Linked DNA regions of Homo sapiens: regions 2 and 3 are each linked to region 1. The links are chromatin contacts, found by Hi-C in ENCODE. All regions are on one chromosome and are shown on one strand. Each heading gives the region's core, a stretch centred on a gene start or an enhancer-like site at or near the end of the contact. The rest is flanking DNA. Distances are from core to core; before and after follow the strand shown.

What was found. A loop is a pair of places that touch in the nucleus more often than their neighbours do. Pooled maps may share reads with other maps.
Region 2: a loop to region 1 is called in a map of B cell, with 32 times the contacts of the local background. The contact joins the promoter of ERGIC2 here to the promoter of CMAS in region 1. A Hi-C loop is called at or near these places in 2 of 168 maps with a recorded cell type or tissue (B cell and naive thymus-derived CD4-positive, alpha-beta T cell) and 7 of 50 pooled maps.
Region 3: a pooled map shows a loop between it and region 1 (4-fold over the local background). The contact joins the promoter of H2AJ here to the promoter of CMAS in region 1. A Hi-C loop is called at or near these places in 4 of 50 pooled maps.

Annotation. Positions count from the first base shown.
Region 1 is chr12:22,044,529-22,047,872 of GRCh38, forward strand. It overlaps CMAS (cytidine monophosphate N-acetylneuraminic acid synthetase), which reads left to right and starts at 1,690. Exons shown (of 8, transcript NM_018686.6): 1 at 1,690-2,035. The coding sequence starts at 1,776. RefSeq lists enhancers at 1,507-1,801, 2,117-2,822 and silencers at 1,574-1,943, 1,587-1,814.
Region 2 is chr12:29,379,623-29,382,966 of GRCh38, forward strand. ERGIC2 (ERGIC and golgi 2) reads right to left here and starts at 1,550. Exons shown (of 14, transcript NM_016570.3): 1 at 1,493-1,550. RefSeq lists an enhancer at 1,113-1,282.
Region 3 is chr12:14,772,534-14,775,877 of GRCh38, forward strand. H2AJ (H2A.J histone) reads left to right here and starts at 1,872. Exons shown (of 1, transcript NM_177925.5): 1 at 1,872-2,491. The coding sequence starts at 1,938. The coding sequence ends at 2,327. RefSeq lists enhancers at 1,292-2,209, 1,423-1,632, 1,823-2,152, 2,163-2,322, 2,210-3,126 and 1 more.

The sequences.
Region 1 (3,344 bases), core at 440-2,939:
GCATTGATGTCTGCTCACAGCCTCCCTTATCTGTGTCTGCACGAAGCACCTTCTTCCAGCACCAGTCCCAGGAAGGGCTGGGCCCTCAGTTAATTCACAGACTAAGAGATGTAAAGTATCCAGTACCTCTCATAGGACCCAAAACATCAAAGACTTCTTCTCTCCCCTCAAAAATGGCCAAGACCTGAGAAGTACAAAATCCTTTTGCCCTCTGGGAGAAGGCAAGCCGACACACTACAATCCATTCTTTCTGTTTGTATCAGCCTCCATCTCAGAAATGTAAAAGACTCTACTTCCAAATATAGGCTTGCAAACATGCTGAAAGACAAAATGCATGCTAGGTCAGAGATGCCTGCTTTAAAGTCTCTTTTTTTTTTTTTCCTAAGAGAGGTGTGTGTGGGTGTATGTCTTTGAGCCTCTTGGCTGGATCAGGGTTTAAATGCTCAGGCGTGGCGGCTCATGCCTATAATCCCAGCACTTTGAGAGGCTGAGGCGGGCAGATCACTTGAGGTCAGGAGTTCAAGACCAGCCTGGCCAACCTGGTGAAACCCCCAACTCAACTAAAAATACAAAAATTATCTGGGTGTGGTGGTGCCCCTCTGTAATCCCAGCTACTCAGGACGCTTGAGAATGGGTGGCAGAGGGTTGCAGCGAGCCGAGATTGTGCCACTGCACTCCAGCCTTCTGGGGGACACAGTGAGAATCTGTCTCAAAAAAAAAAAAGAGTTTAAATGATGCCTCCAGAATTCTTTCTCTTTAATCCCTACATGTCATTGTTCTGCTTCCTCAGGGAGAACATCAGTCTTCCAGCCCATTTCAGAACAGCAAAGCCCCCCTGCCGCCCTACCCTACCCTTGCCCTGAGGCTTCAGGTTAACAAGGTCCTTAGCACCCAGTCAGCACGAGAAAGATCCTTTCTTTCCAAGACTCTCTGGAAAGGACTCCAGTGGGCTCTGCTTGGTCATATGCCTGTCCCTAGACCACAGGTGTGTTAAGGAAAATGGGGTGCGTAGATGGACCAGCTTGGGTCACACACAGTGCAGAGAATGTGAGGGAAACCCTCACCGGATGAGAGAGGGATCAATTCCTAAAAGGAAAAGATTTTTAGCAGACAACAAAACAAAACCAAAAAACCAAGTGTCGGCCACACTAGAGGTGACCAGTAAAGCTGACTTCCAAATTTCTGCTGCTAGGGAATGCTGATGTCGATCAAAGTGCGGAGAGCATATGAAAAATGGAGTTTTTAAAACGTTGAGTTTAAGGCGCCTGTAGGATATTTGAATGAGCTGGTCAGTAATTTCTTGGAAAAAATGACCCAGGGGCATTAAAAAAAGGTGTATGTTTAAAATGTACATTTTAAAATATAAAATGGATTCGTGTCAGGGTGCATCAAGGTATGCAACGGGAAACCCACCACAATTCTAAAGTGGGGAAGTTCTTCAGCAATTATAAATACTTTTTTTCTTTTTTAATTTTAGAAATTTACAGACACTTGCAAGCACCCCAAAAGCCGCACTTCCTCCAAATATCTCTGGACTCCCACTGCTTGACTTAGTTTTGGGGTCACCTCATCAGAGCCTACTTGGCCTACTGGCCCCAGACGAGGCGGCCGCGGACTACAATTCCCAGCGAGCACCGCGAGGGGCGGGGGAGGGGGCGGGGCGAGGGACGGCCGCGCGCGCCAGCTGCCAGGCGGGGATCGGGCGGCGCCGAGCTGAGGTGGTGAGGGACTAGCTCCCGGATGTGGAGAAGCTGGGGAGAAGGCGTGGGAGGAAGATGGACTCGGTGGAGAAGGGGGCCGCCACCTCCGTCTCCAACCCGCGGGGGCGACCGTCCCGGGGCCGGCCGCCGAAGCTGCAGCGCAACTCTCGCGGCGGCCAGGGCCGAGGTGTGGAGAAGCCCCCGCACCTGGCAGCCCTAATTCTGGCCCGGGGAGGCAGCAAAGGCATCCCCCTGAAGAACATTAAGCACCTGGCGGGGGTCCCGCTCATTGGCTGGGTCCTGCGTGCGGCCCTGGATTCAGGGGCCTTCCAGAGGTGCGCATGTGCGAGAGTGGGCGGCGCGGCCTGGGCGGGGGTCGGGAGAGGGAGTCGGGCTGCTGGAGGGGCTGGGGCCTCCGGGGCCACCGCTCTTGGAAGGGGGCCATCTCTCATGCCAGGGATGTGCAAGATCCGGGGTGCCTGGGGCCGGGCTGAGAGCCCAGGAGGAAGGGCTCCAGCTCCTTCCTTGTTCCGTAGCTGCCAATGGTCATAACCTGGGACAGTTCCTGTCTCCGCCCTTGAGAATCATCCGTAAAAGGGGAGATTACACCTCCCCAACCGTCCCCTCCTCCCGGGTTGACCTTACGGGGAAAAGTAAAGGAGGCCACCCCGGTGCAACATCTGTGATAATATGTGAACTTCTTTGGATGGGGGCCATCGAAGCTCCCCTGTTGCTCAGCCTCTGATAACTGCTTGGTGCTGCTCGATTAGGGAGGCATCAGGTTCATGAATGGAGTTGAGTGTCGGGGTGTCAGAGCTGAATTTCAAGCTCAGCTTGGAGATCTTTTCCTAACCTTTGAAAAATACTCCAGCTATCTTCCTGTGAGTCAGCACAATCTAGAAAACTCCCTACATTTATAAATACGTGAGACTCAGTGGGAAGGTGTACAACTGACTGTTTTATGATATATTAATACTTACAAATCATTTAATCATACCTTTGGAACCTCGCCTGCCCTATGGACAGTTTTAATTATGCGTAATTTAGATACATTGCCAAATTGGTCAGGAGTTACAAGCTGATGTTATTCATAAAAGAAGGGAGATCGAATTCTGTGCCAAGAATGAATTTACACATATAGCTTCAACCTAACTACATTTGAATGTGTTGTTATTGTGGAAATTAATTTATGTTAACCTTTTGATGTTTCGATTTTTAAAGAGATGACTGTTTTTGAAGTCATCTCTTTTTCTTTTTGAACCTATATTTGCTTACCCATATTAATATATGGGTAAATGATTTTCATTTAACCAGTCTTGTTCAAAAACGGGAGATGCCAAAAAAGTATAAATATACTAATTTTCTTAATGTTTCAACCCAAAAGAAGTCCTGGATGGACCAAGGCAAATAGGAGCCACCACTCAGAAGATAACACTAGTGCAATAGGAAGTGTGCGAAGGAGAGATAGGGAAGGACCTGGGGATTTTGTTCAATTCAGTAGCTATTTACTGAGCCCTAATTTCTGCTATACATGTCCAAGGGAATACCAAGATGATTGGGACACAGTTTTTGTCCTTGTGAAGCTCACAAACTTTGGGATATTTTTACATTCTTAGAAAGGGTACAAACTAAAAAGGACTGAGA
Region 2 (3,344 bases), core at 300-2,799, 7.3 Mb after region 1:
CCAGGTATTGTTCTAAATGCTTTGTATGTTTCAACACATTCAATCCTCACAACCTTCCTATGAGTTAAGTATCATTATTTCATTTGGCCGATGAAGGAACTAAGGCACAGAGAGGTTAAATAATTTGACCACTATGACATTAAGAGGCAGAATTACAATAAATATTGGGAAACTATTAAATAGGATTTTTAGCAGGCACTGACTGCCTAAAAGTAACTTCTGGTAAAGAAAAAAAAAATAGCCATTTCTTTCACTTAAATCATCAATCCCCAAAGAAAGAAAATGTGTGGGTGGTTGTTGTTGTTTCCCTAACTCTCGTTGTTCCAGACTAGGCCTGATTTCCTTTGAGAGATCTTTCAAACTTGATATATTTTTATGATTTGTACCAGGAAGCCATTATAACACGCAACTGTATACTAAAGTTCACCATCATTTAAAAAAAAAAAAAAAATCCTCCTCTCTCTATCCATCCCTGCACCGCCAACCCCCACCCTCCCAAAAAATCAGAATTTTTTTCCTCATGTTTTCCACTAGAACTGGCATAATTACAACAACTTAAAGATATCAACAAACAAATTAGGTAAATAACCATGTCTTTTTTCAGTGAACAAGCCAGGCTCATTCTTTATAATTGCTGTATACTGGAGTCCAATGTATCAGGCTAGGCAATTAACTGAAATACTGAATTACAACTTCAAATGAATAAATCCTGTTTTTAACTGTAACTTTCATTGCTTCTGAAAACCAGTCTGGCAACATTTTAACAGCTATTATGCCACTTTGTCTTTAAGTCTCGGGGGCACTAAAATATAAAAGTTATTTAAACGTGTTTTCTCAAACAATGACCTGTCAACTCTATATACTACAGATAAACAAGGCTATTCTCCACCACGAGTTGACACGTTGCCTTCGGAAGGTTTCCTGCGCCGAGGAAAAGTAGTGACAGTCGAACCTGTCTCTCAGCATCTCGCCCTCCCCCGCCCCCTTCTCATTTTCCGAAGCACTGTGCGAAACTCCTTCCGGGCAAGGCCAAGACTCTTAAAGAGACAGAGGGCAACGTGCTGCCACGAATGTGGCATTTGTCTGAATGGGGGTAGGGAGTCTGACATCCGGGAGGACTGGGACTCGACCGATTGGGATCCTACTCGCCTGCGGACTGGAGAAACCACCTGGGAACCGGGCACTGTGACAAGCAAAGGGTCAGAATCAGGTGCGATCGAGGAAGCACCTGAACTCCTTCGAGTTGCAGGATAGCACACAAGCACCCGGACCTGGCAAAGGGAAGCTCCCAGTAGCATCGTTGCCTAGGGTCCTGCCAGTAACGCCCCCGTGGGAGGTGGAGCGGCTTCTCCGTCCGACCGGCTCTCTAGAGATCAATGAAGACAGGAAGCCAAGCCCATGACAGGCTCCCAGTTCCCTCAATTGCATTTACGCCCTAAACAGCCCTGGAACAACCGAGGGAACAGCACCCAGCGGTGTTTCAGTATTTTACCTTGTGTTATGGTCCCAGCCTACCGCCATGTTTCACAGAAGCCCGGGTCGCCGGGGCTCCCGCGTACCCGGAAATATCGCGAGAACAAAAGCGACTATCACAGCTGAAAACGTCAGAAAAGAGACAATGTACAGATCTCGCGATATTCCCTTTGCTTACGACGTGCTTAGGGAATGAAGAGGCGTGGTTAAGATAAAAGAGGCGTGCCTACAGGGAAATGAGGTTGCAACTTGTTTTAGGTGTAATCGCGCCGCCAGTCCGGTTCTGTTTCTATGGGAAGGGAGGGGTTACTTTCCGACTAACACTGAGACTGCAGAACGAATCTCAGCTCCTCACACCGTATTTCATTACTAATAAGAGCCTTGGGCGCAGAAATTATCCCTAACAACCCTAATGCATATCACCTGTGCAATTGTTTTGTTTCCCTCTTTCAGTTTTTGTGTCGTTTTCCCCTGACAAGAACATTTGAGCTTCCTTTTCCGCCATAGGTAACGCTTTTTATTATTTGATCAGCGTTTTTATTGTCTTCCAGGTTTTAATATCATAAGAAAGCACATATGTCTTCCTCATCTCCCTTCGCCAACACCAACTATGCCTTCAAATATTTGTTAAGAAAGAAAATTAATACCTCATCTTTTTCTACCACTTCATAGAACAGGAGTTAATAGACGGAACTTCGGAAAGAAAAGTTAAATGTGAACTCCTGGAGAGTAAACCCATTCCAGGTTCCTTTTCACCCATCTGTTACCAGATTTTATAATCAAACATTGAGATTTAAATTTTCTGATTCATTGACCTAGAAGTCTAACAACGGCATAATTATGACAACTGCTTATAATTACTGTTTAAAGGCTTTAACTGCTTTTTTAAAAAATCTGCGTATCCTCACAACACTCTTAGAAGATAATACCAGTATTTACCTGTTTTATAAATACGGAATTTGAGTCAAGGGGTAGTGAAGTGATTTACCCAAATTCAGACCGCTGGGAGAGTCAGGGAAATCTTGATCACAATACTAAACTGTGCCTCAAAGGAAAAAAATCACATTGTTTTATGTAGTGAATTAACCTTTACTGAAATACTAAATTTCACTAAATTGAATATCCCCCAAAATAAGGACTGATGAAAAGTTTCCAATGAATCAATTTTATTTTCAGACTTTCAGAGTTAGTCTAATTAAATCAATTTAAAGTTCTCACTTTCTTGACATGCTTAAGAAGTATAGTGTAGTGGGTGAAATCATAGACACTGGAGACAGGACTTCCTGGGTTAGAATTCCAGATCAGCAACTTACTAGCATGTAACCTTGACCACATTATTTCATCTCTTTGTGTCTCCATTTGCTCATCTGTAAAATGGGCATGATAATATCTCAGAGTTGTTACGAGGATTAAGTAAATTAATATACATCTAAAATGCCTTTTTTTAATCTTTGCCGTAAAGGCATCAGCAACTCTTCCTTCTTTGTGAATATGGGCTCTTGCTTGGATGGAGGCTGGCTGTTGTTCACTTAGTTACATCTGATCCCTCATCTCCTGGATAACCTACTTTCAGGGTAACAACTATCCCATGAGAGTTGGATTTCCCAGTGTAGCAAAACTGACTAATTTGATCCTTCTTATTTAGAAAACAACTCACCATTTTCTAATCTACCCAGTGAAGAGGGAACTTAATTTCCCCTGAAGATTGAAACTCTCGGGCTGCAGCTAAAGCCGCATTCTTTTCATTAAAGGCCAGGGTTTGATCTAACAGTAGCACGACATCTCTGCAAGCGAGGTCAAAGGTTTGCCCTAGACCCTGTAGGACATCTATGTACCTATCAGGATCATCTTTAAAAAGAGATAGATACTTA
Region 3 (3,344 bases), core at 622-3,121, 7.3 Mb before region 1:
AGACCATCCTGACTAACATGGTGAAACCCCATCTCTACTAAAAATACATAAAAATTAGCCGGGCGTGGTGGCGGGCGCCTGTAGTCCCAGCTACTCGGGAGGCTGAGGCAGGAGAATGGCGTGAACCCGGGAGACGGAGCTTGCAGTGAGCCGAGATCGCGCCACTGCACTCCAGCCTGGGCGACAGAGCGAGACTCCGTCTCAAAAAAAAAAAAAAAAAATTATTGTAATGGTAAAATCGGTTGACTTACTTATAGTTAAGCTTTCTAAGAAATCAAGACTAGAACATTTTCAAATTAGAAATCTCTTGCTTATTGGAATAAAAGAAAAAAAATCGTGTCTAAAATAGTAATACTTTTAAAAACTCTTGAAAATTCCCCAAGATACAGGCAAAAATTTAAGCTAGTTTACAGAACTCATTCCAGGAACATCTCGTTAAAAACTGCATCAGAGATTTGTATGCCCATTTATTTGGTATATCTAAGAGTTATTGGATGCTTACTAACGTATTTAATTTTCAAAACACTTTGATACAGGTAGAGGAGTCAAATAACTTATCAAAGGTCACTGCTCAGTGGTAAAGCCAGGATTTAGGCTGAGGCAGACTGGCTCCGGAAAGACCGCCTAAACCATGACAATAGCTCTGAAGACATTTATTGAGTCCCCAGTATGGGTTCATCATTGTTCTAGGCAGTAATGACATATACATAAATATTTGAAAATGTTATTTCAATGAAGTCAAATCTTTATTCGGATAGTGAGAAGGTAAATTTGCTTTACTTTAAATGTAAATGAATCCACATAAAATGTTTATTTTAAAAAGCAAGCGTTCAACATTACATCACGTATCGGTGTTAACTGTGTTACTGAAAATGTTCAGGTAAAAATGAAATGACCTCGATGAATTAGGAGAAAGTAATTTTTAATTAAAACAAAACACTTGAAACACTCTTTTTGTTTCAAAAAGCATGGGTCCACAATTCAGGTATATAAGAATAAGCTGCCATTCTGACTTTAGTCTCTGGACTCATTTACAAAGAGACCCGGGGGACCTCCACGTCTTCGCAGAGGACCCGATCCGCTGATCTGTGGCGCCCTGGCTTGCGGGGAGCAAGCCAAGGCCAAGACTTTGGCCTCTCCAATAAAACCTAGTGGCTCTTTGCAGGCCCATAGCCTCAAAGACAAAAGATATTTTGGCTAGGCGAGCTTGTTCCTCCCGTCAGCACAGGAAGCATTCACGTCTGGTCATCACTCTAGCTTCAGACTCAAAAGTGAACGATTGGCTGGCTGTGAGCCGCAGGACCCTGCGGGGAGACCAGGGTGGTCTCTACACTGTTGGGTAGCTAGCTGGAGGCAAGGCGCTTGTATAAGAAACAGTCCACGGACCCTGTCCTGGGCAGGCAGAATTCCGCGGACAGGCTGTTGTTTCGCCTAAGCAGCACGGGCTGCGGAGACAGAAACCTACCTGAGTAGTACGGTGTATTATATGAGAACATCCACTTAGCATAGCAACGTCTACGGACAACCCCTGTAGCTCTTCTTCTGGATTGTTTTCTGTTTCCAACCATGTTTTCTTATTTCCTACGAGTTTATGTGCTTGGAAGCGAGCGTGGTCGTGGAAAACCCGTAACCGCTAAATTCATCTGGGTCCCCAAAGACTGAGCCGGCTGGCCTCGTTATTTATGTGAGCGGCTATGTAAATGAGGATTCGGAGATTGCTCTATTGATTGGAGAGAGCTGGAGGAGGCGGTCTCTCTTCCAGAGCGCTAGTTGGGAGCGGAGCCTGCCTGTCATTGGTCACCAGAGCCAATGGAAAGGGGCTGCCGCGCGGCCGTAAAGAGTTTGTAGAGGCAGTTCGGGTGCGGTACGTTGCATTCCGGTACCGGACGCCGAGAGCGGTTTGTCTCCGTCTCTGGAGTTGTAGGCGAGAGGTGATCATGTCCGGTCGCGGGAAACAGGGCGGCAAAGTGCGAGCAAAGGCCAAATCCCGCTCCTCCCGCGCGGGCCTGCAGTTCCCGGTGGGCCGAGTGCACAGACTGCTGCGCAAAGGGAACTACGCGGAGCGAGTGGGCGCCGGGGCGCCGGTGTACCTGGCGGCGGTGTTGGAGTACCTTACGGCGGAGATCCTGGAGCTGGCTGGCAACGCCGCGCGTGACAACAAGAAGACCAGGATAATTCCCCGCCACCTGCAGCTCGCCATCCGCAACGACGAGGAGTTAAACAAGCTGCTGGGCAAAGTGACCATCGCTCAGGGCGGCGTCCTGCCCAACATCCAGGCCGTGCTGCTGCCCAAGAAGACGGAGAGTCAGAAGACGAAGAGCAAATGACCCTGACGCCGCCCTCAGGGAGCTGGCTCCCCCAGCAAAGGCCCTTTTCATGGTCGTCCCGCAATGCTTTTGAATGTGCTGGATGTCATGGAGGGCCGGTGACATCTAGCGGGGAGGTGGGCGGCGAGGGTCCCGGCGGGAGCCAATAAAGTTGGTGAAAATCGTTTGGTCGAGAGAGCTGTGTAGTCGCGGGGACATGTCGGATGGCCCCAGGGGAGGGGGGCGACCGGGAAACCCCTGGAGCAGGCACTGGTGGGTGGGCTTGAGCCACTCTGGACGGCTTTAGTCCGCAGGTCACCCTCGAGGCGTCAGGGGAGGGTGGCCTGGAGGTGGGCAGGGTGGAAGCCACCTCGCTGTCAGTAGGGCAAAGGGGAGGCAGAGTCGGTGCGGTGAGGCCTCCTTCGGAATTATTTTTACTTCCCTTTCACAGAGCCTTCGCTCTCCTGCCAGTTTGTGAGCACTCAGGACCAAGTTCTGGGAAGATACCGTCGGATCGAGCTGAGCTCGGGGCAGGAAGTGTCTGCGGCCATATTTTTCAAAAAGTGGAGTAACTTTCCGTCTTGGAAGGGTGGCTCTGATGGCACGATGTCAACTTGAGATTCTTCCTAGCCTAGTAGCTGCTGTGCTTTCATGCTTTGGATATCAGATATCTTTATATAGCACTTTTATGTTCATATTTTTTTTTTAATGAAGGAAACGTTCAATAAGTGAGTCATGAGGTTGGAAATTCGTTCCCCTGACAGTCATATTGCATAACATTGCAGCGCCTTTAGTCGTGGGTTACATATGCTTGAGCTTTTAAAGTGATGTTGTCAAGTTTCTAGCTTCATAATGATCCTGTCTTCATCATATCATATTCACTTTGAGAATCGGTTTGACTTTGCTTTCAAACAAAACAAAAACCTCTTGCTTTTAGGGGTTCTTACCCAACAAATAACCTGTTTGAACTCTCTTATATTCTCCCACTAGCCTGAAGCAATGACCTCATTCCAGTAATGTCTTTGGGAGTTGCATTGC